Regions from separate parts of the Homo sapiens genome. Here region 2 is linked to region 1. Evidence: chromatin loops called from intact Hi-C (ENCODE). Cell type or tissue: PC-9. All regions are shown on one strand. Links, peaks and the distances in the headings refer to the core of each region. The heading gives the core; the rest is flanking DNA. Region 1 overlaps LINC03036 (long intergenic non-protein coding RNA 3036). Region 2 overlaps LINC03036 (long intergenic non-protein coding RNA 3036).

Region 1 (15,660 bases), core at 4,784-12,783:
CACCATTGCACGCCAGCCTAGGCAATAAGAGCAAAGCTCCTTCTCAAAAAAAAAAAAGTTCCAGTTTCTTCATGTCCTCACTTGGTTTTTCCAGTTTCTTTTACTACAACCACTTTAGTTTGGTAGGTAGTGTGTAAACATTCTTAATCGTGTTTCCTGGTCCTCAGGAGCATCTGTCTGGCTGACTGCTAGGCCACAAATTATTTTTGCCTTCAACTTTTCTAAATATTTCCAAGTTGTTTTCCACATCGATTATACCAATTTAATTCTCTCTAGCAATATATAAGTTCCAGTTATACCACATTCTTGTCAATGTCTGATATTGATAGAATATTTGATTTTGCCAATCTGATGGTGTAAAGTGGTATCTCATTTTAGTTATAATTTGAATTCCCGATTATAATCTAGTTTATCCTTTTAATATCCATTTACATTTCTTCTGCTATAAGTGCCTTTTCACACGTTTCACAAATTTTTCTATTTGTGTGTATATCTCATATCAATTTTTAGTTATTTTATATCTTCTGGGCACTAGGACCTTAGTCAATGACATGTATTACAAACAGCTCCTCTCACTTTTTTTTTTTTTTTTGAGAGGGAGTCTCACTCTGTCACCCAGGCTGGAGTGCAGTGGCCTGATCTCGGCTCACTGCAACCTCCAACTCCCAGGTTCAAGCGATTCTTGTGCCTCAGCCTCCCAAGCAGCTGGGACTACAGGTGTGTGCCACCACACCCAGCTAATTTTTGTATATGTAGTAGAGACAGGGTTTCACCATGTTGGCCAGGCTGGTCACTAACTCCTGGCCTCAAGTGATCCGCCCACCTTGGCCTCCCAAAGTGCTGGGATTACAGGAGTGGGCCACCACGCCTGGCCATGACTTGTCTTTTTACTTACTGTGTGGTGTCTTCTAAGAAACAGAAGTTCTTCATTTTAATTAAGTAACATTTATTAATTCTTCTCTTTATTGTTAGTGGGTTATTTTGTGTGTTTGCCTTGTTTAAGAAATACTTCCTTGCCTTGAAATCATAGGAATTGTCCCATATTGTCTTCTAAAAGCTAGAGTTTTGCCTTCACAGCTAAGTCTTTAATCTACCTGAAATTGATTCTTATCTAAAATGTGATATAGAAGTCTGATTTTTTTTTCCGTAAGGATTCTCAATTACCAAACACTGTCTATTGTAAAGTCCAGCATAGATCAAGTTCCCACCACAGAACAAGTTTCTTTATATGAGTGGGTCTGCTTCTGCACTTTTAATGCTGGTCCATAGGCAACCAATCTATGGGTGGTCAATAGCATCTGAATTATTAAAGCTTTAGAATAATTTTTATCTTTGGCATGGCAAGCCCCATCCCTTCCCTGCCCATCTAGTTCTTTTTCTTCAAGAGTGTGTTCACTTTCTTGGTCTTTGTTTTTCCATATAAACTTTAGAATTGGCTTGTCACATTTGACACACACACACATAAACACACAAAAAGTGAGGATTTTGATTTGAATTACATTCAATCTAAATAGGTGTATTTGGGAGAACTGACAACCTTATAATAGTGAGTTTTCTAACACACAAACATGGCATATCCCCAGTTTAGTTTTCTTTAATCTCTTTCAATGGAGGTTTATAATTGCCTCCATAAAGGTCTTGTACATAGTTTATTAGATTAGAATTATTTATACCTGGCCGGGCGCAGTAGCTCACACCTGTAATCCCAGCACTTCAGGATGCCGAGGTGGGTAGATCACCTGAGGTCAGGAGTTGGAGACCAGCCTGACCAACATGGTGAAACCCCTAATACAAAAATCAGCCAGGTGTGGTGGCACGCACCTGTAATCCCAGCTACTCGGGAGGCTGAGGCAGGAGAATCGCTTGAACCTGGGAGACGGAGGTTGCAGTGAGCTGAGATCAAGCCACTGCACTCTAGCCTGGGCTACAGAGCAATACTCAATCTCAAAAAGAAAAAAAATAATGCTGGGCGCAGTGGCTCACACCTGTAATCCCAACACTTTGGGAGGCTGAGGCAGGCAGATCACCTGAGGTCAGGAGTTCGAGATCAGCCTGACCAACATGGAGAAACCCCATCTCTACTAAAAATACAAAAAAATGAGCCAGGCGTGGTGGCTCATGCCTGTAATCCCAGCTACTCAGGAGGCTGAGGCAGGAGAAGCGCTTGAACCCGGGAGGCGGAGGTTGCCGTGAGCCAAGATCGCACCATTGCACTCCAGCCTGGGCAACAAGAGTGAAACTCCGTCTCAAAAAAAAATATATACATATATATATATTCCTTGAATAGAACTTGTCTGAAAAGTCAGATGGGTCAGGTGCTTTCTTTATGGGGAGCTTTTTTTTTGGTTTTGTTTTTTTGTTTTTTGCATAAACAAGTTTAATTTCCAACGAGGGCCACAGTCATTGTGTTATCCCACATTTTGAGGAAGGATAGAGAAGGTGAATTATTAAACATCTACATTCCAGAGCAGGATAAAAGAAGAGAAAAACCCAGTCCAGAACTACAGTTAACACTATCATACCACAAACTTTGGGAGTGGTAGAGAGGGGGAATCCCCAGAAAGTAGAAAGCTGGACCCAGAGGCCAGGCACGGTGGCTCACGCCTTTAATCCCAGCACTTTGGGAGGCCGAGGCAGGAAGACCACTTTGAGCCCAGTTCAAACTAGCCTGGGAAACATGGCAAAACCCTGTCTCTACAAAAAATACAAAACTTAGCTTGGCATTGGTGGCTCAAACCTGTAGTCCCAGCTACTTGTGAAGCTGATGCAGTCAGCCGAGATGGCACCACTGCACTCCAGCCTGGGTAACAGAGTGAGACCCCATCTCAAGAGAAAAAAAAGAAAGCTGGACCCAGGGAAAGGATAAAATTAAACCTACCACAGGAGAGCAGGAGAAGGAGTGGGCAGAATTGGATAAAACACTCTGGGGAGCTTTCTTAACACCGTTATAAATAATATTTTAATCACATTTTCTGTTTGTTTTGATATATTGAAATGCAATTCATTTTTATGTATGGATTTTGTATCCAGCAAACTCACTACACTCTCTTATTCATGTTAACACTTGATTGTAGTGCTTATGTTTTTTACACAAAAAACATATGATCTTATGCAGTTTCATTTCTTCCTTCCTGATTCGCTTAATGTTAATTATTTCTTCTGCCATACTACAGTAGCTAGGACCTGTGAGACCTCCAGGAACACGATGATTAGAGGTGTTAAATATATTTGCTACAAGGTTTGTAGATACGCTGTATCAATTAAAGAAACTCCCTTCTTTTTCTAGTTTTCCAAGAGTCTTAATCATAACTGTATGTTGAATTATATCAAATGTGTTTTCTGTATCTACCAAGGTAATCATATTTTTCTTTAATATATGAATGTGGTGAATTACATTGACTTTTTTTTTTTTTTTTTTTTCAAGACAGAGTCTCGCTCTGTCACCCAGGCTTGAGTGCAATGGCATGATCTCGGGTCACTGTAACCTCCCTCTCCCAGGTTCAAGTGATTCTTGTACCAAGCAGCGGAGACTATGGGACTACAGACCTGCACCACCACATCTGGCTAATTTTTGTATTTTTAGTAGAGACGGGGTTTCATTATGTTGCCCAGGATGGTCTTGAACTCCTGAGCTCAAGTGATCCACCCACCTCAGCCTCCCAAAGTGCTGGGATTGCAGGCATGAGCCACTGAGTTTGGCCTCACATTAATTGACTTCTAATGTTAAACCAAGATTCCATTCCAGAGGTAAATTCATCTTAGACCTGATTAATTAAATATTTTTCATTACTAATTTGGTTTAATATTGTGTTTCAGATTTTTACACATATGTTCATGAGTGAGTTTGGTTTGTAATTTTCTTTTCTTATACTTCTTGTGCTTTATACTAGCCTCATAAAATGAATTAGAAAATGATCTTTTTCCTATAAAAGTTTGGTGTAGAATTGGAATTATTTGGTTTTTTAGTAGCAGAATTTATCTTCAAAGTCATCTGGATCTAGTGTTTTCTTTGTGAGGAAATTTTTAACTCTGATTAAATTTATTAACTGGTTACAGGATTACTGAGGTTTTTAAATTACTGAGTTTTACTTTTCTAGCAGATTGCCCATTTCATATATATTTTTAACTTTTTTTTTCTTTTTTCTGAGACAGAGTCTCACTCTGTCACCCAAGCTGGAGTGCAGTGGTGCAATCTCAGCTCACTGCAACCTCCGCCTCCCAGGTTCAAATAAGTCTCCTATCTCAGCCTCCCGAGTAGCTGGGATTACAGGCGCCCACAACCACACCCGGCTAATTTCTGTATTTTTAGTAGAGATGGCACTTTGCCATGTTGGCCAGGCTGGTCTCGAACTCCTGGCCTCAAGTGATCCACCTGCCTCGGCCTCCCAAAGTGCTGGGATTACAGGCATGAGCCACTGCGCTCAGCCACATCTTAAAATTGAGGAAGTATCTATAGTCATGGAATTGTTTGTCATGCCTTTTATTCTTAATAAATCTTGCTAAATATTTGTTAATGTTATTAGTCTTTTATAAGAATCAACTTTTTTAGGCTGGGCACAGTGGTTCATGCCTGTAATCTCCGCACTTTGGGAGGCCGAGGCAGGTGGATGACTTGAGACCAGCCTGGGCAACATGGTGAGACCTTGCCTCTACAAAAAAAAAAAAAAAAGAAGAAGAAGAAGAAAAAAATCAACTTTTTGGCTTTGTCAATCATTTATCATATCTTTTCTTTTCTATTTCACTAATTCCTTCACTTCTCTGTATTGTATCCTTTTCTAGTTTCTTCCATTGTTGATTTCTAATGAAATGGACTTGTGACCAGAGAATCCTATGTGACACCAATCCTGTGAAATTTGTTAATACCTGGTTGATGGCACAGAATCCCATCAACTTTCTTTTTTAAGAGATGGGGGTCTCACTAGGTTGCACAAGCTGGTCTCAGACTCCTGGGATCTGGTGATCCTCCCACATAGCTAGTATTTCAGGCATGCACCACCACACCTGGCCCCAGTCAACTTTTATGAATGCTCTGAGTGCTTGAAAAGAATGTAAATTCTGCAGTTATTCAAGGCAGTGTTTGTATATTTATATGTATATATAATTATATACATATCATTATTCAATATTACTAAATATATTCTATATCCTTAATAATATTGTCTATTTTACCTACGAGAGAGTTGTCACATCTCCCACTAATGTAGATTTGTCTATTTCTCCTATTTCTCCTTGCAATTCTATCAGTTTTTTTATTTATACTTTGAAGTTAAATTATTAAGTATATATTACCTTGGAACTGTTATAGCCTCCTGGTAAACTGAACCTTTCACATTACATAGCCATAGGTCCATTTTGTTGGCTGTTGGCACAGCAACATCAGCTGTTCCTTGGTGGTGTCTCCTCCCATGACTTCTTGCATCCTTTCACCTTTCACCTTTCTGTATCCTTATGTTTCATTAGAGTTTCTTATGGAGGACATATAGCAGATTTTTAAATCCAGTCTGAAATCTTTGTGTTTTAATAAAAACATTTAGTCCATTTACATTTATTACAGTAATTATATGTTTGGACGTACTTCAACCATCTTATTGTGTACTTCCAATTTGTTCTACCATTTATGTGATTATTTTTCCCTCTGTCATGCTTTCTTTTGTAATTATTATCCTTTCCTCATTCCATTTCTTTACATCTATTATTTTGAAAGCTATAATCCCAGCACTTTGGGATGCCAAGGAGGGTGGATCACTTGAGCCCCCGAGTTGAAGACCAGCCTGGGTAACATGGTGAAACCCTGTCTCTACAGAACACACAAAAATTAGCCGGGCATGGTGTTGTGCACCTCTAGTCCCAGCTACTTGGGAAGCTGAGGTGGGAGAATCACCTGAGCTGGGAAGGTTGAGATTGCAGTGAGTTGTGATCATGCCACTGCACTCCAGCCTGGGTGACAGAGCAAGACCCTGTCTAAAAAAAAAAAGAAAAGAAAGAAAGTTATACCCTCTATTTCCTTTCTCTTTTTTTCCAAATTGGTTCCCTAAAAATGTTAACTTACATGCTTAACCTCTCAAAATCTAAATTTAATTAATATTGATAGTCAAGATTTTCTCCAAAATAATCCATAGTATAGGAGATAGGGAAAAAAAAAAACAGGTGTGGAGATAGTTAAAAATAAGAGTAGCCAGTTATTAAGGGTAAACTGGGTTAAGATTCATTATGCTGGCCGGGTGTGGTGGCTCACGCCTGTAATCCCAGTACTTTGGGAGGCCAAGGTGGGCAGATCACAAGGTCAGGAGATCGAGACCATCCTGGCTAACACGGTGAAACCCCGTCTCTACTAAAAATACAAAAAATTAGCCGGGCGCGGTGGCAGGCGCCTGTAGTCCCAGCTACTCGGCAGGCTGAGGCAGGAGAATGGCGTGAACCCGGGAGGCGGAGCTTGCAGTGAGCCGAGATTGCGCCACTGCACTCCAGCCTGGGCGACAAAGCAAGACTCTGTCTCCAAAAAAAAAAAAAAAAAAAAAAGATGCATTATGCTATGATCTTTACTTCTGTAATTCTTGAAATTTCCCATAGGTTATAAAATATTAAAGTTAGTATCTTTCCCCTCTCCTTGAACAATATAAGGGTTTTGGAGCACTTCACTCCAGTCTCTCACTCCTGATGCTTGTTCTATTATTGCTGGGTATTTTTGTTGCACTTGGCTCTTTTTTTGTTTTAATGACAAATTAAATAACATCATTATTATTAGTTTGGTGCAAAAGTAATTGTGGTTTTTGCCATTAAAGAGTTAAAACCGCAATTACTTTTGCACCAACCTAATATTTTAAGTATGTTGAGTCTCCCACACAAGTATGCCTTTCTTTGCTCACTAATCCTCTTTGCAACTCAGACCCTTCCTCTGCAATCACTTTCCATCTGCCTGAGGGACACACACACACACACACACACACACTTTGTGTAGTGCTCCCTCACCTCACAGCTTCCCCTGTACTGTGTCAGGTCCCAACTGACAGAGGAAACCTGACCTCCCCAGCCCAGCTGCACTCTGGCTATGCCAAGGTCTTGGGAGTCATGACACACCCGTGTGTGGGTGGGGTGCTGTTGCCAGGGAGTTCACAGCCCTCTGCACTTTCCCCGTGGTAAGCTGAATAATGACCCCAAAAGGCATATTAATTCCTACAACCTGTGGATCTGTTACCTGACATGGCCAAGGAGAACTGAGGTTCCAGGTGGAATTAAGGTTGCTAATTAAATGATGTTAGAATAGGGGCCTGGCGCAGTGGCTCACACATGTAATCCCAGCACTTTGGGAGGCCGAGGCAGGTGGATCACTTGAGGCCAGGAGTTTGAGACCAGCCTGGCCAACATGGCAAAACCCTGTCTCTACTAAAAATACAAAAATTAGCTGGGCATGGTGGCACGCACCTGTAATTCCAGCTACTCGGAAGGCTGAGGCAAGAGAATCGCTTGAATATGGGAGGCAGAGGTTGCAGTGAGCCGACATTGCACCACTGCACTCCAGCCTGGGTGATGGAGCGAGACTCTGTCTCAAAAACAAACAAAAAAAGATGTTAGAATTGGGAGATCATTCTGCACATTCTGCATTATCCCAGTGAACCCAGTGGGACCACCAGGGTCCTGGAAGGTGGAGGAGGGAGACAGAAGAAAGAACAAAGAGGTGCCACGTGGAAAGGACTCAGCTACCTGCTATCCCTGGGTTTTGAGAAGGGAAAGGCCACGAACCACAGGAATGGCAGGCAGCCTCCAGACGCTGGGAAAGGTAAGGAAACAGGTTCCCCGCCAAGAGCCTCCAGAGGGAATTCAGCCCAGTGAGACCCACTGTGGACTTCTGACATCTAGAGCGCTGAGAAAATCAGTGTGTTGTTTTCAGCCACTATATGGGTGGTAATTTGTTACAACCGCAACAGGAAGCGAACCTGCCCCCACCAAGTGTCATCGCCTGTTTACTTGTCTGTCTGCCCAATTCGAGTGTAAGCTCCATGAGGTCAGAAGTACGTCAGTCTTATTTGCCACTTATCCCCAGACCTTGATGGTAAATAAATGAATTTTAGAGATGGAAAGGGCCAAGAAATCACTTAGGCCAGCCCAATTATTTTAAACTGAAATTTAAAACTAAGATCCAGAGACAGGAACTGATTTTGCTCGAGGCTACTCAATTTATACAGAGCTTGGATCCTCCATCCGCTCCCTGGGGCCCACCTGCCTTCTGGTCACTAAGCCGTAGAAGCCTGAAGACAGACACAACTGTGGAGAGGCAGCTCCGAGCACACAAAATCCCTGGAGAACTCAGGACGGCTGGGAGAGGATCAGTGCAAATCAGATAAGACCAGAAGAAGATGGCTAAAATGACTTGAGCAATCTTTAAAATGTTAGTCCCGGCCCAGCGAGGTGGCTCACGCCTGTAATCCCAGCACTTTGGGAGGGTGAGGCGGGCGGACTGCTTGAGCCCAGGAGTTCTAGACCAACCTGAGCAACATGGCAAAACCCCATCTCTACTAAAAATATGAAAATTAGCCAGGCGTGGTGGTGCATGCCTGTAGTCCCAGCTACTCAGGAGGCTGAGACAGAAGAATCGCTTGAACCCAGGAGGCAGAGGTTGCAGTGAGCCAAGCTCGTGCCACTGCATTCCAGCCTGGGCGACAGAGCAAGACTGTCTCAAAAATAAAGTTAAATGTTAGTCCCAAGGGGCAGCTGATCCACCAGTAACAACCAGGGCAGAACTGTGCCCAGCACCTGATCAGCTGAATTCAGGAGACTCTCCACCTGAAGCTTCAGAATGGGGAAACAAGAAAAGGGGTACTAATGTCAAACTTGAGGCCCGCCTTCAAGAAGCTCAGCATTTCACACCTCGGCCAGAGCCAAAGCTTTGGGCTTTGAGCAAATTAGGAAAAGACACTTCTTCCACAAGGTATCTTTTTCCATCTGTCAGTGAAGTGTCATAATATACTGATTTCGTTAGAAGATACTTTACTCAAGGTCGGCCAGAAAATGATCACAGAGTTACTATGTCTATGAAGTAAAGGTGCCCCCTTAGATGGGAAGCGGTTGTGCAGTACACAACCTGCAGAACTGTACACAACCTGCAGAACCACACATAGCATTCTTTGCTTGGCAGTCTGGTCCCATCCTTTCCACAGCCCTCATATCCCCGCTTCCCCTCCCTCTGCCTAGAGCCCTCAGACCTGTTGGAGAACAGTCTCAATCTACAGGTTACCATTTTACATGTAACTCCTTCCTGTCAGCTTTTTACTTCCCTCCCCCTGCAGACAGCAGGGATTGACGACGGGTGAGAGAAGGCTGATGGCCCCATTTAGGGAAGCACAGGAGGAGGTGGGGAGGCCGGATGTAGTGAATTCCAAATGAATGAGTATCCACGGGCCAGGGGATGATCAAGGAGGTGTGAGGGTTAACAGTGCGGGCCTTGAAGAAATGCCACCTACCAGCTAGCTGTGAGCTGCTGGGCATGCTTTTAGCCTCCCAAAACCTCATTTTCCCTTTTGTGAAATGCTTATCATTGTAGGCCTGCTGGGAGGATTTCAGAAATGATATGAGTGAATGCTTAGTGCACGGTAAGGGCTCAGCACCTGTGAGCTACTGTTATTGCTATTATCAGCATCATCAGCCCAGGGACATCTGCCCTTCCGCCTGTCAGCCTCCAGGCAGCTCCTGCTTTAAACAAAATTGGGACACTCCAGATTTCTAAAAGAAAACCACATGGCAGGGAGGAGGGCAAGTGCTGGAGGGAGAAAGGATTACTCACTTTACCAAAGTACCCACTACTGGATAAACAGAAACACCCAGACTGCTTTTAAATGGGGTTGGTTTTGTTCAGGGGACATTGCTGACACGGACTGGAATGTGTCCTCTCCTGCCCCTGCCGCTGTGTGTTGCTGGCCAGTCTCCCGCACATCTGGACCCCAGAAGTCCCAAGAATGACCGGGTGCATCCAAGGAGGCACAAACCCAGGTTCGGGGAGTGAGAGAAAAATGGGTGCAAATCTCAGTCCTGCTGCTCCTGAGCTTCTCAGCCTTGGGCTCCATGCTGAGCTTTGCCCCCGTCTCCAACAGGTCACCAGCGCACCTGCCTTGCGGGGCAGGGTTGGGGGTGGGGGGCACATGGAATAGTGCATGTCAAGCACCTGGTGCTGATGGTGGTGGTATTATTACCAGCTGGGAGACTTTAGCCCAAGGCAGGGGGTGTGAGATGACACCACGGCACCCGTTTCCCATTCTCCGCATCCCCTTCCAGCCTTGTCCACACACAGAGAATTCTGACATGGTCGTCACCTCCACCTGGCCAGAATATGGTAGCCTACCTTTTCGACAGAATAACCAAATGTATTTTTTTTCACAGTATTACATGTTTCATTTAGAACAAGGGTGTCCAATGTTTTGGCTTCCCTGGACCGCAATGGAAGAACTGTCTTGGACCACACATAAAACACACTAATGACAGCTGAAGGGCTTAATTAAAAAAGGTCTGTGCATAATCTCATAATGTTTTAAGAAAGTTTACAAATTTGTATTGGGCCGCATTCAAAGCTGTCCTGGGCCACATGAGGCCACCTGGCCACAGGTTGGACAAGCTTGATTAAGAATGAAGTCAACTGCACGTATAAAAGGATACCTGGACGTGGTGTGGTGGCTCACGTCTGTAATCCCAGCACTTTGGGAGGCCAAGGCAGGTGGATCACCTGAGGTCAGGAGTTCAAGACCAGCCTGGCTAACATGGTGAAACCCTGTCTCTACTAAAAATACAAAAATTAGCTGGGCATCGTGGTGCATGCCTGTAATCCCAGCCACTCGGGAGGCTGGGGCACCAGAATCGCTTGAACCTGGGAGGTGGAGGTTGCAGTGAGCCGAGATCATGCCACTGCACTCCAGCCTGGGTGACAGAGTGAGACACTGTTTCAAATAAATAAATAAATAAAAGGATACCTGACTTGAAGTGGCTGAAATAATAGAGATGTTATAATTATCTCGTGTAACAAGTCACCAAGTCATCAACAAAAATATCACTAAGGTTTGTTTTTTGTTTTAACTTTTCTGGTAAGCCATCACCTTGCGCCAGCTTTGTGTCCTTAAGCCTTATCACCTCAGCTCTATAGCCTGAGCTGAAGAAGGTGAGGGCCCTGGTTCTTTATTTCTTCCCCCTTTTTATATAAGGAAGCAAACCCCTTCCCAGTATCCTCCCAGCAGACAGCAGATGTCCGCTGAGATCTCCAGGGTGAGAATGGGTCACCAGCCCTCCCCTTACCCAGTGGTGACTAGGGGAAATGGGATGTTTCTGCTTAAACCTGTCACAGTTATGCCCCGAGGCTGAGGGAAGGAATCAGAACAAAGTTAAGTCTGCAAGGAGGGGGAGTGGCTGCCATTTTACTCGACAAGAGCCCTTCACTGACCAAAAGCAGCATCTGGGGCCCAGAGAGGTTAAGCCCCTTGTCCACTACACGTGACTTTGCACCAGCGCCAGGGTGCAAACCCTGTCCCGAGGCCCAGTAAGCTCTCCCCACTTCACCATATGGCTTCTCCACAACAGCAGACCCTAAGCCCAAGCCCCCCAAAGGGCAGGAGCCCCATCCCAGGACTCTCTGAGCTTGACAGAGCCATGATGTGGACAAAGTCAGCCAGGAGAGGGCTCCTCGTGCCCAAATGCACCTCACCCACCTCCAGGCCCATGGCTGACGGAGCCAAAGCACCTCCTGTCCCTGGCAAAGTCCTGGCAGGGGGTCAGCGGGAACCCAGAACCTGACAAACAGCATCGCTATAGCCGCCTGGACCCCGGCCAAGCTGCCTCATTCCCCAGGGCTGACCTCATGTTTCTGAAGAGCCTCAGGAGCCTGAGGTCTGTGAGCTGCCTCACAGGGTTCAGTTCTGCTGCCAGCAAAGGAAATGGCCCGGGCTGGGGGCCATGTGGAGAGGTGGGAGCACAGAACCCAGGCACCCTCCCCACCACCCACCCCTGCCCTGCCAGAGCCCTCAGCCTGTGCCAGGCAGGCCCCACTGCCCCACTCCAGAAGAAACCAAGCAGCACCCTCTAACTTCTGAGGTGTAGCCCATGCCCACCTGTCTTCTCACCTCTGCCGGATACCTGAAGAAACGTTCACAGACTGGCTGTTTCCATCTGTTTCATTCCAGACTCCTGGAAAGTGAGCAAAAGGCAGTGAGACTTCATCAGAGGTGCTAAGAACATCTCTGAAATCGTGCCAACACCTCAAAGAGCTAGAGAGCTCACAGCCAGGCTGAGGCCTGTTGCTGGGTGACAAAAGTCACTGTTTATTTAACCCAGAGCTGGGCCAGGTGCCCACACTGGCCTTTCTATGGTCACTGAGAGCAAAGGCTCCCAGGGTACTGAGGCCCAGCGTGTGCTCCACGACAAAAGCCTTCATGCACTTGGCCTCCACTTCCCGACTTCCCTTCTGGGTCAAATGTCTACTCACCTCGTATAGCAGTCAAGGGGAGCAGCCTGGGGAAACAGCCCATGGCGGACCCCAAGACACACTCATTTCTCCACCTCCTTCTGGGGCATCTCCATCCCAGCTCCACTTCCCACATACCCAGGCTGCAGGTCCCAGCCAAGGTGTTTGTTCCTATTCTTATCCCTTAAAAGTTTTTATTCTCCCCGTACAACCACAAGGGCCGAAAACCATGTTGGGAGGCAAGAAGGCTTCCGCTTCTGTGCCATCGCCTCTCTGGCCTGACCAAGGGGGATCAGACACAGCAGCTGGCAATTTTAAACTTTTCCTGCCAAAGTTATTCTCAGAACTGTGGCTCCCCATCTTCAGAGCTTGAAAAGTCTGCATGTCTTGAAAGGATGCAGGCTGCAGGGCTGTGTGAACCGAGCGGAATTTTCCATTCATAGAATAATCATCTTCATACCACTCTGGGGGGCTGGCGTTCTCGTGGTAAAAGCTCCGAGTTCAGGGTCAGCAAACCTGCCAGGCGTCTGCAGGAGCCCTGCGGCATGGAGGTTCTTTTATTTATTTTTGGTGGAGAAGGGGAGGAAATAAAGGAATGACTTTCTACCTTGCATGCCAACACAAACTTGGAAAAGGATCTGGGTTGGCAAGTGCTGAATATTACTGCCTGGTTTCATGACTTACATCAACCATCGGGGGCTAGAAGGAAGAGGCCGAAACATGGATCTTTAACCCCTAACCCAGAGAGGCGGCCAGAACAGGCCTCACTTCACTGCTTCAGGTCCTTTCCCGCGCCTGCCAGCCAGAGCCCTGGATTGCTCTTTGAGGGCAGGGGCCCCAGCCAAGGCCATATCGCCTCACCTCACCTCACTTCTTTCCAGCTTCCCCTGTGTTGTGCCTTAGAGTTCTGCGGATGCATGCACAGACTTATTGTCTGAGATACCTTGCTGGTCCAGGGTGTAGTGAGAAGGCCACCCGGCCGGGAGTAACAGGACCAGAGTCTTAGTTCTGTCACATAGTCACTGTAGCCTTAAAGAAGTCCTGCTTGGCTGGGTGCGGTGGCTCACACCTATAATCCCAGCATTTTGGGAGGCCAAGGTAGGCAAATCACCTGAGGTCAGGAGTTTGAGACCAGCCAATACGGTGAAACCCCATCACTATTAAAAATACAAAAATTAGGTAGGCATGGTGGCACATGCCTCTAAACCCAGCTACTCAGGAGGCTGAGGCAGGAGAATCGCTTAAACTCAGGAGGCAGAGATTGCAGTGAGCCTAGATCGTGCCATCGCACTCCAGTCTGGGCGACAGAGTGAGACTCTGTCTCAAAAAAAAAAAAAGAAATCCTACTCTTCTCTAGGTCTCATTTTCTTCATCTGTAAGGATTGGACAGAACTGGGTGCAGTGGCTCACATTTGCAATCCCAGCACTTTGTGAGGCCAAGACAGGAGGATCACTTGAGGCCAGGAGTTCAAGACCAGCCTGGGCAACATAGCGAGACCCCCATCTATTAAAAAAGAAAAGAAAAAGGCAAGAAAAGATCGAACAGAATGATCCCAAAGATCCCTTCCCATGCTGACATTCTGATTCCCTCATTCATTCATTCTAATATTAACCAATGCCAGCACTAGGTTCTGGGCATCCCCTGCTGAGCCATTCTAAACCTGCTGGGCACAGCCAAGACCTGTGAGTGTGGCCTCAGGCCTAGTGAGGGCTCATTGTTTCCACAGCCACTGCATGGTCCAGAGTGAGGAAGGAAAGCCCCATCTGCCCCATGAAGCCCACCCTGCCAGGGCCCACCTGCCAGGGGAGGCATTTTCCTGATCCCAGTTCTAGGTTTCATCCTAGAAGAGCCCTCAGTATCTAAAGCCTTTCCTACTTTCAATTTTTAAAAAAGTTGGGAAGTGTAAGACCACCTGCCATCTTCCTAATCAAAACTCATCTTCTGGCTCTTATTCTCCATGGCTTTTACACAACATGTTTTATTCATTTCAAAGTATTTAATTATAATGTTGAGGCCAGGTGTGGTGGCTCATGTCTGTAATCCCAGCACTTTGGGAGGCCAAGGCAGGAAGATCGCTTGAGGCCAGGTGTTCAAGACCAGCCTAGGCAACATAGTGAGACCCTGTCTCAAGAAAAAAAAAAAAGAAAAAAGAAAAATCAAGAAGAAAAAAGAAAGAGTGAGAAAGAAAGAAAGAGGCCAGACGCGGTGGCTCACGCCTGTAACACCAACACTTTGGGAGGCCAAGGCAGGCGGATCGCGAGGTCTGGAGTTCAAGACAAGCCTGGCCAACATAGTGAAACCCCGTCTCTACTAAAATACAAAAAATTAGCCCGGCATGGTGGCGGGCATCTGTAATCCCAGCTGCTTGGAAGGCTGAGGCAGGAGAATTGCTTGAACCCGGGATGCGGAAAGAAAAGAAAAAAAAAGAAAGAAAAGGAAGGAGGGAAAGAAGGAAGGAAGGAAGGAAGGAAAGAAGGAAGGAAAGAAGGAAGGAAGGAAGGAAGGAAGGAAGGAAGGAAGGAAGGAAGGAAGGAAGGAAGGAAGACAAAATATAACATTGAATACACGTTGTTTTTCAAACTGCACATACAACCCACATTTTGACTCAGGCCTCTGGGGCGAGGGGGTACACACACACACACACATCCCAGTCACTGTCCTAGGCTCTCCAGCCATGAGATTTTCCGGCCCAGCCCCAACCCCGACCTAAGTAACCGGCTATCGGCCACCCATTGGCTGAAGTCCCTGAGCACCTGTTGGGAGGAAGGCTGCTGCGTGCAGCCGGAAAGTCCTGCGTCCCTCCGCTCTTACCGCGGCAGGAACCACAGCCTCCCCGAACCTCAGGGTTTGTATGGATTTCGCCCAGGGGAAAGCGCTCCAACGCGCGGTGCAAACGGAAGCCACTGGCTGGTTGGGCGGCTGTGATGGGAGAGCTGCATCCTTCCAACGCGTCCAGCTTTTCATGCTGATGTTGGTGAGAAGGGGGTGGATAGCGGGGATTCTCAGGATTAGGGCCTAGGGCCATTAAAGGCTGGGAGGTGGGGGCGTAAACCTGTGGCCACCCTGACCCCTGTCCTCGGGGGGCCTCACCACCAGGCCGAGGAGACCCAGGCCTGGTCACCTGCTCCAAGCCCAGGCCCGGCGCTCGAATGCGGGCCCCAGCGGCCCTCCCTTCCCGGCCCTTCTCTCCCCTACTTTCTCCTCACCTCCCAGCTGCGCGGAG
Region 2 (15,660 bases), core at 2,737-10,736, 190 kb before region 1:
AAAGGGGAACCCCCCTGTGAAAGTGGAGAGCAGAAATCTGGCCATGGTGACCCCCCAACACACTCTAGACACACTGGCCCTGCTCTCCTTCCTGTTGTATCAGAACATTCTAGCCCCCCTGAGCCCACCTATGTGCTCAGGTAGACAGGACCCACATAGCCATGGGATTTGGCTGGGAGCTGGGCTGCAGAGCCCTTGGCTTCCTGTATCCCATCCTCATCCAGCTCTGCTTGCCAACCCTCCCTCTAAGGCCACTGCCCATTGAGGTGACCTCTTTCTAAGTCCCATAAGCCTGTCTGCCTGCCTCTCTAAGAGTTCAGCCAAGAGCAGCTGCTATCAGGAGCACCCTCTATCACCATGGTCTTGGAGGACCAGGAAAACAGCCAGTCTCCCTCTCTCCAAGCAGAGGCCTTGGAGATGACCTTCTTCATTCATGTCATGTAAAAGGGGAAAACTGAGGACAAGAAGGGCAGGGATGTGCCCAGTCTCCAGCCCAACAGAGAGAGAGAGAGACCATCTTTGGCCCCTCCAGCTCCTCCTAATCCACCCCTCATTCCAGGATGGGAAAATGGAAAGCTTGAGTCATTACAGCCCCCTTAACTAAGGGTTGGAGAGAATTAGACCCAGGATGAGCCAAACCACACCTCTATATGGCCCACAAAAAGTATTCACTCAGTCATATTCTAGAACAGCATTGTCCACTAGAAATAAATGCCTGTCACATGTCAAGTATGTCCATCTTTTCCTTTAGAGCATCTGGGTTTTGTGACTTGTTTGAGAAGGCTTACACTCCCCAAGATTACAAAAATACTCTCCTATATTTTCTGCAAATATTATCCTATTCTAGTTTTTTTGTTTGTTTAGCTCCTTGCTCCACCTGGAATTTATTTTTGCCCAGTGCTGTTCTTAGCTTATAAAAAGTTAGCCCCTTAATTAGCCAGGCATTGTGGTGCACGCCTGTAATCCCAGCTACTTGGGAGGCTGAGGTACGAGAATTACTTGAACCTGGGAGGCAGAGGTTGCAGTGAGCCAAGATGGCACCATTGAACTTAGTCCCTGGTGCTCGCTTGGGGAGGGAGGAGCTCCCTGGAAGGGCCTGTTGGGTGTGAAATGCAGAAACATAGCTGGAAGAGAGCCCCACATGGCAGAGGACAGAAGCTTCAGTGAGGGTGGAACCCCCAGCTGGGAATCTCAGGCAGATTTCTAATGCCTGAGAACCTCAATTTACCCTCTGTAATATGGGGCTATCAATGCCTCACACCATAGTTGTGGGGATTAAATAGCCTCTCTATGCCTCTGTTTCCTCCTCTCTAAAGGGGATAAGAATGACTTCCTCACTGGTTTGCTGTGATGATCAGCACACTCTGCAGCTTGCAACAACCACTATTAATAACAACATCTCTCATGGTTCTGAGAGTTGACTAGGCTCAGCTGGGAGGTTCTCACTTGGAGTTGCTCGTGTCCTTGTGGTTAGATACGAGCAGGAGCTGCAGTCATCTGAAGGCTTGACTGAGCAAACATCCAAAATGGCTTGCTCAAGTGGCTAGCTATAGGGTAAATGCACCTGACAGCAATAATTGAAACATATCCTTAGAATGACCACACATGGCAGATGCACCTGAATGTGTGCTCCCAGTTAGGGAATCCAGGAATGGCCAACCTGGAGAGTCATTACTTATCTATGAGAAACTCTATGATAAACATTTGAAACATCTGAGCTCCACTCCTACCCCCCAACCCACCCGCTGCATGTCGCATGGAACAGGGGATGGAGGCCCTGAGTTTTGGGTTAAATGAAGGTTACCAGATTAAGGTTGTTAGAGGGAAGGTGTTAAATGAAAATGCTACCAAAACGGCATGATCTTTGCAGGTGATTGCAGTTTTCCTGCCCAGCCCACCGCCTCTGGACCATAGGAAAGGGGATATCTTGTCCAGTCCACTGCCACAGGACCATTTCTGTATGTGAGGTGGTTCTCCTATCCAGCCTGCTGCCACTGGACCCTCCCCTATATGTAAGCCCCGAATAAAACCCCATGTCTCATTTGCTACCTCTGGGTCTCTTCTCTGCCACTGGGTTCCAGCGCCTTCCCTATTGAGATTAATAGGGGTTTGGCACAACACTGACAGTGAATGGGACTGCTGGCGGGGGTGGGGGCTGCTTTAGACAGGTGGTCAGGGAGGGTTTCTCTGAGGAGGAGAGGAGCTGAGGCCTGAATCGTGAGGAAGCAGATGTGCAAATGCCTGGAGGAAGCCTCTTTCTAGCTGAACAGCAATGTTGAAGGTGGCTCTGCTGGAAGACCTAAGTCCCACGGGCAGGTGAACTAAACCAGCCAGTGAATGAGGCAGCTGATGCGGTCTGCCTTGGAAGTGAGTTCTACAGAAGAAAACAGAACTGCAATGAAGCAGGGCGGGGTGGGGGGTGGCAGGGACGGTAGCTGCAGGAAGCCTGCCTGGCACATGGCTTGGGAAAGTGAAACTGGGGCCAGGATCCTCCCTCATCCGGGAAACTGCCTCACTTATGTAATCAGGGCCTTCTAACTGAATTAGGATATTTCTCCATTCTTCAAGTTTTATTATTGCCATCAGCGACAAGTCAGTGACAGCTTGCCCCAGCAGAAATAGCATGACCGGAGACAGAATGCAAGATAACAAGCCTTCTTTTATGAAGTGAGCCCAGCAGGCATGCGAAACACCCCTCGCTCTATTCCCTTCTCTTTGACATGAACAGCTGCACTAATGTGAGTTTACCCATCAGATTAAAAATAATTTGCTAAATATCACGGTGGAGTTATTTCTAAGTGGCTTCAGTTACTGTAAGATACATTCACACTCCCTGCTTAACAGTGAGGTGCAGCTAGACAACAAAAGCAGGGATTTGAGCAAAACTCCAGATAAATTAGACACGTATTCACATTTCAGTTAGGTAGTTTTGTAGCCTGGGTTATTTAGCTATTTGTCCTTATTTATTTTATTTTTTTTTTTGGTATAAATACATGACTAGAGATTGGAAAGGATCACCATTCAGTTGAATTTTATTTATTTATTTATTTATTTTTATTTTATTTATTTATTTTTTTTGAGACAGTCTCCCTCTGTCACCCAGGCTGGAGTGCAGTGGCATGATCTTGGCTCAGTGCAACCTCCACCTCCTGGGTTCAAGCGATTCTCCTGCCTCAGCCTCCTGAGTAGCTGGGATTACAGGTGCCTGCCAGGATGCCCAGTTAATTTTTGTATTTTCAGTAAAGACGGAGTTTCGCCATGTTGGCCAGGCTGGTCTCAAACTCCTGACCTCAAGGGATCTGCCCACCTCAGCCTCCCAAAGTGCTGGGATTACAGGCATGAGCCACTGGACCTAGCTGAATTTTATTGCTTTTGAACAAAAACTGATGAGGCTATCTTGAGTCAGCACCAAACTAGGCTCTTTGGGGAAATCATAAAGTTGAATTAAGACCCAATCCCCACCCTCAAGTAGTTCACAGCCTGGTGGGAAGGGGTACACAGATACATAAACAACTAAATCTTAAGAAAAAATAGAAAGAAATAAGAACTGATAGAGGGGTCTCAATACAGGGTGTATGCACAGAAGAATAATTAATTCTGCTGGGAGGAGAGGCAATATGGCTACGCTTATGGAGGTCGTAGTCATTGAATTGGGCCTTTGGCTGAATGTTTTTGTTTTGTTTGTAATAAAAAGCCAGAGGAAGCCATGTACAAAGACACAGTGTCCTAAAGCCCCAAACATCAGAGCCAGGGTCGTGCATCTACCCAAGGAGGGATTTTGACTCAAGCATTCAAATTGGTTCTCCACACTAGATGAACATCAGAATCACCCAGCGAGTTTTGAAACACTCCCTGAGCCACATTCTGCAAAGATCCTGACCTAATTGGCCTGGGGTGAAACCTGGGCAGCCTTAGAGTTTGAAGAACCCGCAGGTGATTCAAATATGCAACCAGATTGTGTTCTCTTCCTGGGGAGAAACAACAAAGGTAGACTAAGCCAGTGGTTCTCAAAGTGAAGTCACCAGGCCAGCTTCACCTGGGAAATTGTCAGAAATGCAAATTATCAGGCCCACCTTAGACCCACTGAATCAGAAACTTGGGGTAGGGGTAGACCCAGGAAGATGTGTTTCAACAAGCTGTATTAGTCCATTCTCACGTTGTTATAAAGATACTACACGAGATTGGGTAATTCATTTACTTTTTGAATGTAGGTAATTTATTTAGAAAAATATATTTTAGACTATAAACATTAAAGATAGTGTTTTAAAATACTTTATTTTTATTTTAATTATTTTAATGTATTTTCTTTTACTTTTTTTAAAGTTTATTAAGTTCCAGGGTACATGTGCAGGATGTGCAGGTTTGTTAAATAGGTAAACATATGCCATGATGGTTTGCTGCACCTATCAACCCATCACCTAGGTATTAAGCCTAGTATGCATCAGCTCTTTTCCCTAATGCTCTCCCCTGACCCCGGCTCACCCTCCCCTGACAGGCCCCAGTAAGTGTCGTTCCCCTCCCGGTGTCCATGTGTTCTCATTGTTCAGCTCCCACTTATAAGTAAGAACATGTGGTATTTGGTTTGCTGTTCCTGCGTTAGTTTGCTAGGGATAATGACTTCCAGCTTCATCCATGTCCCTGTAAAGGAATAACCTCATTCCTTTTTATAGCTGCATAGTATTCCATGGTATATATGTACCACATGTTCTTTATCCAAAAGACTGGGTAATTTATAAACAAAGGAGGCTTAATTGACTCACAGTTCCACATGGCTGAGGAGGCCTCAGGAAACTTACAATCATGGTGGAGGGAGAAGCAGTCATGTCTTACATGGTGGCAGGAGAGAGAGAACATGAGCACGCAAAGAGGGAAGAGCCGCTTATAAAACCCTCAGATCTCATGAGAACTCACTCATTATCAGGAGAACAGCATTGGGGAAACCCGCCCCCATGATCCCAACACCTCCAACTAGGTCCCTCCCTTGACACGTGGGCATTACAATTCCAGATGAGACTGTGGTGGGGACACAGAGCCAAACTGTATCACAAGCCCTCCAGGTGACTCTGTTAAGAGCCATTAAACTAATGATAACAGCAGCAGGACAGTGGCAAAGATGCCTTTGTCTGTTATCAGTGTGTCCTTACATCTTTCTGTAATTCTGCAATAATGAACGCTGCCATTTATGGGGGCACTTGCTGTATGCCTGGTCCGTACACTAACTCACTTTATTGAAACTCTTTTAGGTGGGTCTTATTATCACCCCACTGTACAGGTGAAGAATTTGAGGCTTAAAGCTCCTAAGCTTCCTGAAAGTCATACAGCTAATACCCCATGCAGTTCCAGATCCAAAGCCAGGTTTCCATGCCTTCACATCTGTGCCTGTTCCATTTTGCCCTAGTATGTGTTCTACAATATGTTTTGTAAGTATTGTGTAGGTGTGGGTACTGGTTAGAGGGGCCTAAGAACCCCCTGCCTAGACAGGGATTGAGAGTCTCCTGATAAGGAGAACAATTCTATTTGCACCTGGAGTTCTGTCTTTATAGAAACAGCGTGATTGCTTGGGAAGAGGATGCTGACCTAGAACTCTGCTAAGCCTCTGTCAGTTCTCTGGACCTTAGGATAACCCTCTTCCAGGGGGCAATTTGTTTGAATTGTGAGGTAAGGACCTCAGAGGAAGTAAGAAATAAACAGCCCCTTTAGCAGCTCCGCTTTCTCCTTCTCTTGTGGTTTTGGTCTGCTAGCACCATCAGCTTGGCAGTCCCGCCCTACTGACAAGGAATCCAGAGGATTTCCAGAAATGTTCTCCCAGAAAGGCAGAGAGGAAGCATAAGAAGGTAAGTGTGGAGGTGACCTGTACTGCCTCTAGCTGTGGTTGAGCTGAAGGGCTGAGAAGAGCAGCTGGCAGTGCTGCAGTGGCCAGACTCAGCCAGCCTGGCCAGCCCTGCAGAGATGGCACCTGCCCACTGCCATCCATCTCCTCTCCCTCCCCACCTCTTCCCCAAAGGCCTTCCTGGTTAGTTCTCCCACGCTCAGTCCTCTGGCCTCCAGCCAGGACAGCACCTGGGATATGGATGAAGCAAGATGAGTCACAGCTTTCTGGAAATTGATGGGCTAGGCAAACTCCCAGAGGGCAGAGGCTGGGTCCAGTGTGCTCCTCCAGAAGCCTTGTCCAGAGTGGGCTATGCCTGGCACATGAGCTACCATTGGAGGAGATATGGGCACCTAAAGTGACCCTGCATGTGGTCCTGGCTTCTGAGTGTGTCTTTTCTGGCAGGGAGCCAGGACTGGGCTCAAGTGATCAAGGCCCAGGAATTGTTTTCCAAATTTAATGTGTCTCAAACAGTAATGCTCACCAGGGATCTGCTACCATGCAGCCTCTAATTCAGCACGGCTGGGCCTCTGCATCTCTAACAAGCTCCTACGATGCCAATGATCCTGGCCCCCAGACCTCACTCTGAGTAGTGAGGAGGATCTAACTTAACCTACTACATTCCCAGGGGTGCTTTGGTCTGAAGAGGAGACATTCCAGCAGGGGCTGGCAGACGTGTAAAGAGAACAACATCAAGTGGTGAAATAGGTGAGCTTGGGAGTCTAACAAGCAGTCACGTCACTTGTCTGAGCCTTATTTTTCTCAGCTATTTTAATGAAAATAACTACTTCATTGGAGTTTTTGAGGAATCGAATGTGCTAAAATTTGTAAGATCTGAATTACTTCTTCTGTCCAATCAGAATATTAAAGATCAAAACGTTTGCTTACGGACATGTGTTTGACCAAGATGGAGTAGTCAGGGCTGCAGTATATGCCTGGGAAGAAACTACCCAAGGCCACAGAGAGAATTTCTCAAAGCAGAGCCAGAAATAGTGCCTATTCCCACCAGCCCGACTGGAAAACTTCATAATTCATGGGCATTGACTATTCAGAAAAGTCTGGCCTCAGTAGTGGGGAATAATTAATGCCAGCCTGAGCCCTGCCTACCAAATCGTAAAAGCAAAACCCAAAGGGGTCAAACTGTAAAGGTCAAGAATTTGAAGATATCCAACACCCAACAAGGTAAAGTTCACACCATCTGACATCCAATCAAAAATTACAAGGCATGCAAAGAAGAGGAAAAATAGAACCCTAATGAGAAAAATCAAGCAATCAAAACCCAGAAATGACACAGATGTCAGAAATAGCACACAAGGACATTAAAACAATTATAATTGTATTCCATATGTTCAAAAAGTTACATATGGAATATATTTTTTAAATGACCAAAATTAAACTTCTAGAGATTAAAACTACAACATCTCAGAACAAAAGCAACACTGGATGTGATTAGTAGATTAGACATTGCAGAAGATTAATGAATTTGAAAACACAGCAATAGAAATTATCCAAAATGAAATAGGTTTTTTAAAAAGGGATTTTAAAAACTTTAAGAGCATCAGTGATCTCTGGAACAACTTCAAGCAACCTATAGCAATAATACACATATAATTGGAATCCCAGAAGAAAGTAAAGGCTATGAACAGGAAAATATTTGTTTGATTCAGCAGATATAGGGCAGGGCCCAAGAACTTAAGTTTCCAGGTGATGCTGAAAAACTGCTCCAAGGTAGGAGTTGACAAACTACAGCTTATGGGCCAAATCCAACTCGCCACCTGTTTTTGTAAAGTTTTATTGGAACGCAATCACTGTGTTAGTCCATTCTTGCATTGCTATAAAGAAATACCTGCGACTGGGTAATTTATAAACAAAAGAGGTTTAATGTGCTCACGGTTGTGCAGGCAATACAGGAAGTATGGCTGGGAGGCCTCAGGAAACTTACAATCATGGCAGAAGATGAAGGGGAAGCAGGCACAACCTACATGGCTGGAGCAGGAGGAAGAAAGAGAGAAGGGGGAGGTGCTACACACTTTTAAACAACCAGATCTCATGATAACTCACTATCATGAGAATGGTACCAAAGGGGAAATCCAACCCCATGATCCAATCATCTCCCACCAGGCTCCACCTCCAACACTGGAAATTACAATTTGACATGAGATTTGAGCAGGGACACAGATCCAAACCGTATTGGTTACATTGCTTTACATGTTCTTTTTTTTTTTTTTTTTTTTTTGAGATGGCGTCTCACTCTGTTGCCCAGGCTGAAGTACAGTGGCATGATCTCAGCTCACTGCAACCTCTGCCTCCTAGGTTCAAGCGATTCTCATGCCTCAGCCTCCCGAGTAGCTGGGATTACAGGCACCCGCCACAACGCCTGGCTAATTTTTGTATTTTTAGTAGAGATGGGGTTTTACCATGTTGACCAGGCTGGTCTTGAACTCCTGACCTCAAGTAATGTGCCTGCCTCAGCCTCCCAAAGTGCTGGGATTACAGGCGTGAGCCACTGTGCCTGGCCAATTTACATGTTCTCCATAGCTATGGTGCTACAACAGCAGAGTTGAGTTGTTTCAACAGAGACCATGTGGCCTATAAAGCCTAAAATATTTCCTATCTGATCCTTTACAAAAAAGGTTTGTTGATCCCTGCTTTAGGGGATATACAGGAAGAAGTGTGATCCCTGCCTTCATGGAGTTAGCCTTGTAGGGAAGACAAGTAATGACACACACATACAAACACAAGTAAGAATTACATTTGTGTTACGTGCTGTGAATAAGTACCAGTAAAACCAGTACAATCAGGGAGGCTGAGCAAAGCTTCCTTGAGGAAATGATATTGATGCTGAGGCTTGAAAGAGGAACGGAATTGACCAGGCGAACCTTGCAGGAAGAGCTGACCAAGCACCAGAGTTATGTGTGTGAAGGTCCCTTTCTTAGTCAACTCAGGCTGCTATAACAAATTACCATAGACTCGGAAGCTTATAAACAACAAATTTATTTCTCACAGTTCTGGAAGCTGGAAGTTGGAGATCAGGATGCCAGCATAGTTGGGTTTTGGTGAGCGCCCTCTTCTTGGTTATAGAATTCCAACTTTTCATTCTCCCACGGTGAAAAGAGGGTGAGCTAGCTCTCTGGTTTTTTCTTATAAAGCCACTAATACTAATCCCACCCATAAGGGATCTATCTACCCTCATCACCTGATTACCACCCAAAGGCTCCTTCTCCAAATACCATCACATTGGGGATTGAGTCTCAATGTATGAATCTGAGGGGGACAAACGTTCAGTGCATAACAGCCCCCAAAGCTGGAAGGAGATCAGCAGGGTGAGCAAGGGGTAGGGGTGGATAGCACGAAGCCTGGGGAGGAGGAAGGGATGGGGCCAGGCCCTCCCACCAGGTGAGGAGGTAGGTCTGTATCCTAAGAGGACCGGGTTAGCCACTAAAATCCTTAAGCATAGACTACATAATTACACTGGCATTTTGAGGCAATTGGTTTGTTGATTGTGTAGACAGTGTGGAGAGTAGATTGGACAAGGACAGAGTGGAAATGGGTGGACGAGTTTGGAAGTCCCTCCAGGTGAGAAGTGATGGTGACTCAGACTTAGGAGGGCAGGGGAGAGAGAAAACTGGACCATTTCCAAATGCAGGCTTAGATTAGGTTCCGTGTGGACTCAGGGGGGACCTGGGAGAAGAGGGGCTCTGGGGGTGGGGCAGAGGTCATGGCCAGGAGGAAAGGAGTCTTTACAGGTCACTTCCCTAATTTGCCATGCCTCCTGCCTGTCCATCACAACCAGCTGATCCACCCTGTGCCAGCGAGCAGAGGCTCAGTCCCTGGGTCAGGCCCAGCTGGGGTGACCAACCATCCCATCTGCCCAGGATTGAGGGGTGTTCTGAGAGCCTTCAGCTAAATTGGGGTTCCAGTACCAGCACAGCTGGCAACCCTGCCCTAATGAGAAATGAAGAGGAGGTGAACATGTTGTTTACAGGACGCCTTTCACACGATCCTTCTACTTGTCGGATGGCCTAATGTCTGGTTATCCAACCTTCAAATGGAGGGTGCCTGGCATAGGAAATGTGTTTATGCTGGTAGACGATCTTGTGTCTTGTCTGACCTGTGTCCAGTTTGTGTCTACCTGACCGTCACTCTGGCCCTCCTGGAAGCCCAACCTTGTGTTTCTCACCACTCCCATGTCCCAGGGAAAACCCAGTGGGGTAGCCCCCAGTTCTTCAGATGGAAGGCGCAAGTTCGATACACGACCATGACAGGAAGTCAGTTCAAATATTTTTACTTACAGATCCGGGGCAGGGAAGGCACCATGGGTAAGGAGGGCAGTCCACTGTCCGTGGGTCATGGAATGCAGGAACAAAGAGTCAAGCAGAGGGAAAGAGACAGAGAGATACAGAGACAGAGAGAGACAGAGAGGCAAAGAGTAGTATATAAGGGAATAGGAAGTGAGTCACCTTAAGTTCATGGGCAGCTGTCTGAATGGCCCGTTTAAAGGAAGCAGCAGGAAGGCGGGGGCGGGGGAGCCCATCTGGTGGGCGGGAGAGAGGCCTCTAAGTTCTCACCTGGAGCCGCGGCTTGAGTCATTTGGGTGTGGAGCTGGAAACTGTCTCAAGAGTCTCAAGAGTAACTGAGCCCTGCTTCTGGTAGGAGAAAGTTAAATGTGTATCCAAGATGGATGCTGAGGCAACATAAAATTATAAGAATTCACTGCAAAGGTTTCCCAGGGCACAGGACTTTCAGTGTTGGTCAACCGAGGCCCATGTCCATGTCTCTTTATTGAGAGGAAGGTCAACAGCCTTGGTGGGTAGCTTGGGAAGGGTAAGGCTACATGGCCAGAGGGTGGGCTGAGTGCACATTGCCTTGGTTCCGGGCCAGTTTGAACTCATTTCTTGAATATTGAAGGGCCCCGGCTCCACCTGCACAGCGTTCTCCAGTGACAGAGTGCTTTTGTGACTGTCGTCTCTCTGGGCCCCACAACAGCCACATAGGATGAAGAGAACCAGTCAGGTGTAGGAGCCATATATTATGGATGAGGAAATTTTGGCTGGTGTGTGTTGGGTGGGGGACTGTTAAGTGGTTCACCTGAGTGACCCCAGTTGAGAAGGAGCCAAGTGAGAGTCAAAGCTGTGCCCCTGACCCCATCAGCTGTCCTGACCCCTGCGGCTCAGCTGCCCACTCTGGGCTGTCTGTGGAACCAAGTGTGGGCTCACCCCAGGGCCTTGGTGGGGAGACCGAAGTGCGCCCCCACACCCGGCCATAGAAAGCTCCCAGCCTCAAGGGCCAAAGAATGGTGTTCTCAAACTGCCATGCCACAGGACAAACTGAGCTCACTGAGGGGACAGGAGAAGAAACGTGGGGCCATGAGGTCTCGGGAAGAAAGGGTGCTGGTGGAGGAACCATGGAGGACAGAGCCTAGAGGAGTAATCAACCCCTGTGTCTCCTCATCCATGCCTTGAGGCACATGGGCCAAATCACAGCTTCCCACCGGCCTGAATGTGTGAATCACTGGGCAGCTTGTGGACAGGACAGATGCCCAGCCCCACCCCAGACCTGGAGAGAGTGATATGTCCAAGGAATCGCGGCCCAGGGCTTCCTGTTCTTCAAAGCTCAGCAAGTGGGTCTGACAAGGACTCAGGTCTGAAACCATTCTCCAGCCAGTATCTGTGGCTCTTCCCAGCTGTGCGAGTGCCTTGAAATCCATACCGTTTATGAACCTTCTGTCAGCAGATTTTAGGAGGCAGCCGCCTTATGAGATGAGTGATATTAATCCATCCATTTCACAGATTAGGAAATTGGCCCTAGCTGAGACCTGCTAGTTCGTGGCTCATTTCGCTCAGCCTTAATTCTATCCAGAGCCCCAGTTGTCTCAAACCCACACTTCTAAATGACCCTAATTCACAGGTTGGCAAACTCTTTCTGTAAAGGGCCAGACAGCAAATCTTTTAGCCTCTGCCATGCACACAGACCTCAATTGCAGCCTCTTAACTCTGCCGTCGCAGCACAAAAGCAATCTTGGACATTATATAAATGAATGGTTGTGTTCCAATAAAACTCTATAGACACAGAGGTAGAAGTTCATATGTTTTACATGGCACAAAATACTTTTTTTATTTTTTTCTCCCACCATTTAAAAATATATTTTAAAATTCTTAGCTCACAGGCTATACCAAAACAGGTCTAGATTTGGCCCACAGGCCACAATGTGTCAATGCCTGCATTAATCCACTCATGTATCAGTGATGGCAGCGGCAGGCCATCTGGAGCAGCCACTGCCATCACGCTGGCCACGCAAGGAGGCACAGCCAAGGCTGCATGCTTCGTGGAGCCAGCAGGAGCCGAGGACAAGTGAGAGCCCAGCCCCTTCCAAGTTGGGGTGGGAGCTCCCTGGGTGTTGCTGCAGCCGCCCAAGCCACGGCTGCTGACCCAGGTTCTTGGGGCCCAGGAGCAGGTGGGAGCCCCACCCTCCCAGGGACACAGTTGCAGCCACCCAAATCTTGGCTGTAAACCTGGGCCTCCCACTCCACGGAGCAGGCAGGAGCCCCAGCCTCCCAGGCATAGCTGCAGCCACCGAAACTGCAGCTGCAGACCTGGGCCTCGTGCTCCATGGATCAGGCAGGAGCCCAGCGCCCCCGGGTGCAGCTGCAGCCGCCCAAACCATGGCTGTGGAACCAGGCATCCCTGCTCTCTTGGGGGCCCAGGAAGGCCCAAGTACCCCCCGACCCCCTGCCGCTGCCACCCTCACCGGCTTGCAAGCGCCTGCTCCTGCTGCCTGGCTTCTCCCTGCTGTCAGTGCCTGCTCCAATCTCAGAGCAAAGTCAGGGCCAAGACTGGGTGCTGTTGTGGCCCAGCTGGGTGTGCACACACTCGGAGCAGTGCTGACATGCCAGCCCCCTGCCTCTTCAGCCCCCTCTGGACTTTGGGTGCCACGAACATAGGAGGGAAGCTGAGTGGGGGCTGAGGGCAGCTCGGCACTGGCCTGCAGGCACCCCTTGGCACCTACAGCCTGGGCACCAAGAACAGCAGCAGGAGGCAGACAGGTTCCTGGGTGGATGGGGATGGTCCTGGTGAGGCCCCACCTTTAGGCCAGGGAGGGCTGGGCTGCCAGTCCCACAGACTGGAGTGGGAACTTGTGGTGCCTTTTCCAGACCCACCTATGGCTGCCCATGGGCCAATCAGCATACACTTCCTCCCCTCTGAGGCCCATAAAAACCCCAGGCTTAGCCAGAGCTGAGCAGACATTGGGATGACCAGCTGCAGGGAGGAGCTACCCACTCTAGGGCCTCCTCTCTGCTGAGAGCTGCACAGATAATGGGAAGACCAGCTGCAGAGAGGAACTACCCTCTCTGCTGATAGCTGAACACTTGCCAGGACAACCTGCATAGCAGAGAGGAGCTACCCTCTCTGCTAGGAGCTGAACACTGGTCGGGACAACTTGCATAGCAGAGAGGAGCTACCCTCTCTTCTAGGAGCTGAACACTAGTCAGGACAACTTGCATAGCAGAGAGGATCTACCCTCTCTGCTGATAGCTGAACACCTGCCAGGACAACTTGCATAGCAGAGAGGAGCTACCCTCTCTGCTAGGAGCTGAACACTGGTTGGGACAACTTGCATAGCAGAGAGGAGCTACCCTCTCTGCTGATAGCTGAACACTTGCCAGGACAACTTGCATAGCAGAGAGGAGCTACCCTCTCTGCTAGGAGCTGAACACTGGTCGGGACACTCTGGCTGCAGAAAGGAGCTGCCCCCTGTAGGTTTCCTCTGAGCTATTCTATGGCTCAGTGAAGCTCCTCTTCAACGTAGTCACCCTCCACTTGTCTGCATACCTCATTCTTCCTGGTCACAGGGCAAGAACTTGGGGCCGGCTGAATGGTAAAACTAAAAGAGCTGTAACACAAACAGGGCTGAGACATGCCCCTTGCTCACCACATTGTGGGTGAGAAGGAAAGAAGAGCTACAGGATGGGCAAAGAGAAGGAAAGAAGAGCTACGGCCCTTCAGGGGCCCAGACTTGGGAGCTCCTGAACCAGGGCTGTGACTCACTCTTTGGGGCCCTGTGGTTCATGGTATCTCCAACCTTCAGGGCATCACTGTGTTCCCTTGGGCCAGCCATGGAAGCAGGTTGTGGTGTGCCTGGTCCTGCCATAACCTAGCAGTGAGCCGGCACCCATGCCAGCACCTGGAGCTGCCTGCCTTGCTGCAGCAGCCAGCATGTCTGACTGTGCGCAGTGGCCGGACCCCATGCTCTCTCATACACCCCTTGCCATTCCACACCTGACTTGCCCTTGGCAGAGGTGAGTCCCAGGCCAGTAGCATAAGCCAAGTGCAGCCTGCCAGGCCAACTGGGTGAAACGAACCCAGCGGGCCTGAGTGAAACTTGGGCAAAGGCACCACTGGCACAGAGGTTTCCAGCCAGAAAAACAACACCCCAAAAATCCTGTAACATGAGGCAAGCAACTCTTAATAGCAATGACCTGGGGTGGGGGGGCGGGTCTGGGCCCTGTCAGTAGTGGTGGTCTTGTGTCCATCACTTCATTCCACCCTTGCTCCTCTTGGCTTGTCCTTAGGCCTGCCCAGCCCTTAGCTCTCTGATTCCCAGACTGCACTCATTTCTCTCTTTTTTTTTTTTTTTTTTTTTTTGAGACGGAGTCTCGCTTTGTCGCCCAGGCTGGAGTGCAGTGGCGCGATCTCGGCTCACTGCCAGCTCCGCCTCCTGGGTTCACGCCATTCTCCTGCTTCAGCCTCCTGAGTAGCTGGGACTACAGGGGCCCACCACCACGCCCGGCTAATTTTTTGTATTTTTAGTAGAGATAGGGTTTCACCATGTTAGCCAGGATGGTCTTGATCTCCTGACCTCGTGATCCACCCATCTCAGCCTCCCAAAGTGCTGGGATTATAGGCATAAGCCACTGCGCCCGACTGACTGCACTCATTTCTAAAGACAGCACTATCCACTCTACCACTGTGCCTTAAGGAGCCTAGCCTCAGGGCCTTTCCTAGAGATGAGACACTTCAGACTGCTTGGAAATTCAAGGTAGGGGCAAGTATTTATTTCCAAAGAAAATCTTATCCTCACAGCCAGTTTGCAACCACAGCCTAAAGTGGGGAAGGCGCACCCAGGCCTGGGTAAGCCTGTTGTCAGAATTGAATGGTTTAGAAGTCACATTGGTTTGGTGCTTTTCACAAGCAGCTCCTTCTGCATTTTATCCTGAAGTTCTCATGACACTGAACTCTTTCAGCGGATTATTTTAGCTACCAGCCAATTCTGTAATCTCTATCCCTGGGGTCAAGTTCAAAGAGAATTCCAATGTGATTAAGTAAACATATGCAAGTAGTAGATTTATGGGCTACTGTGCTATTCTTTGTGATGTTGGCATTGGAGGAAGGGAATTTTAACAGCTCCTGTGTGCTCAGTTTATTTTCTAAGAAATTAACTCATCAGTCCCCATTGTGGATAAAAGCACTTCTTGGGACATTTAAAATTCAAAGTCATGGCTCTCTTTGAAGAGGAGGAGGTGGGGAAAGGATCTGGAGGAGGAGATGATTAACAAGAAAGGACCGGTGATGAACCTCAGCTGTTTGTGAATGCATGTGGCTTGTGGAGAGGAGCGGAAGTGAGTTTCAGGTATTTCAGTCCATCATGACTGTGAAATTGAACTGTAAATGCTACCTGGAGCAGTGGGCTGGAACTGCCCCACGCAGGGAGTTAATGGAAACGTGGAGAGCCTTTTTCTTTTAACAAAGTACTTGAGCAATTATTTTAGCCCATCCACTGCACAGGGGACCAA

Evidence for each region. A loop is a pair of places that touch in the nucleus more often than their neighbours do. Peaks named below come from ENCODE experiments on the same cell type or tissue, not always from the same donor. Only the 100,000 strongest peaks of a DNase experiment are listed, where the experiment ranks them.
Region 2: a loop joins it to region 1, with 5 times the contacts of the local background. A loop is called at or near these places in 3 of 110 quality-filtered maps.

What each region holds. Positions count from the first base shown.
Region 1 is chr10:119,013,702-119,029,361 of GRCh38, forward strand. LINC03036 (long intergenic non-protein coding RNA 3036) reads right to left here. Exons shown (of 4, transcript NR_186540.1): 1 at 15,644-15,660; 2 at 12,096-12,159. Among named protein-coding and RNA genes, the nearest start is that of LINC03036, 8.0 kb to the right of the region's middle. RefSeq lists enhancers at 8,606-9,248, 9,249-9,891, 11,077-11,650, 15,290-15,660 and a silencer at 15,615-15,660. In PC-9, for the core only: no CTCF peak of the experiment used is centred there; DNase peaks (open chromatin) are centred at 9,720, 11,320, 11,800, 12,270 and 2 weaker places; H3K4me3 peaks cover 879 bases; H3K27ac peaks cover 3,781 bases.
Region 2 is chr10:118,829,882-118,845,541 of GRCh38, forward strand. All of the region lies in intron 3 of LINC03036 (long intergenic non-protein coding RNA 3036), which reads right to left. Among named protein-coding and RNA genes, the nearest start is that of CACUL1, 83 kb to the left of the region's middle. RefSeq lists enhancers at 13,568-14,069, 14,070-14,569. In PC-9, for the core only: no CTCF peak of the experiment used is centred there; DNase peaks (open chromatin) are centred at 6,020 and 10,400; H3K27ac peaks cover 1,300 bases.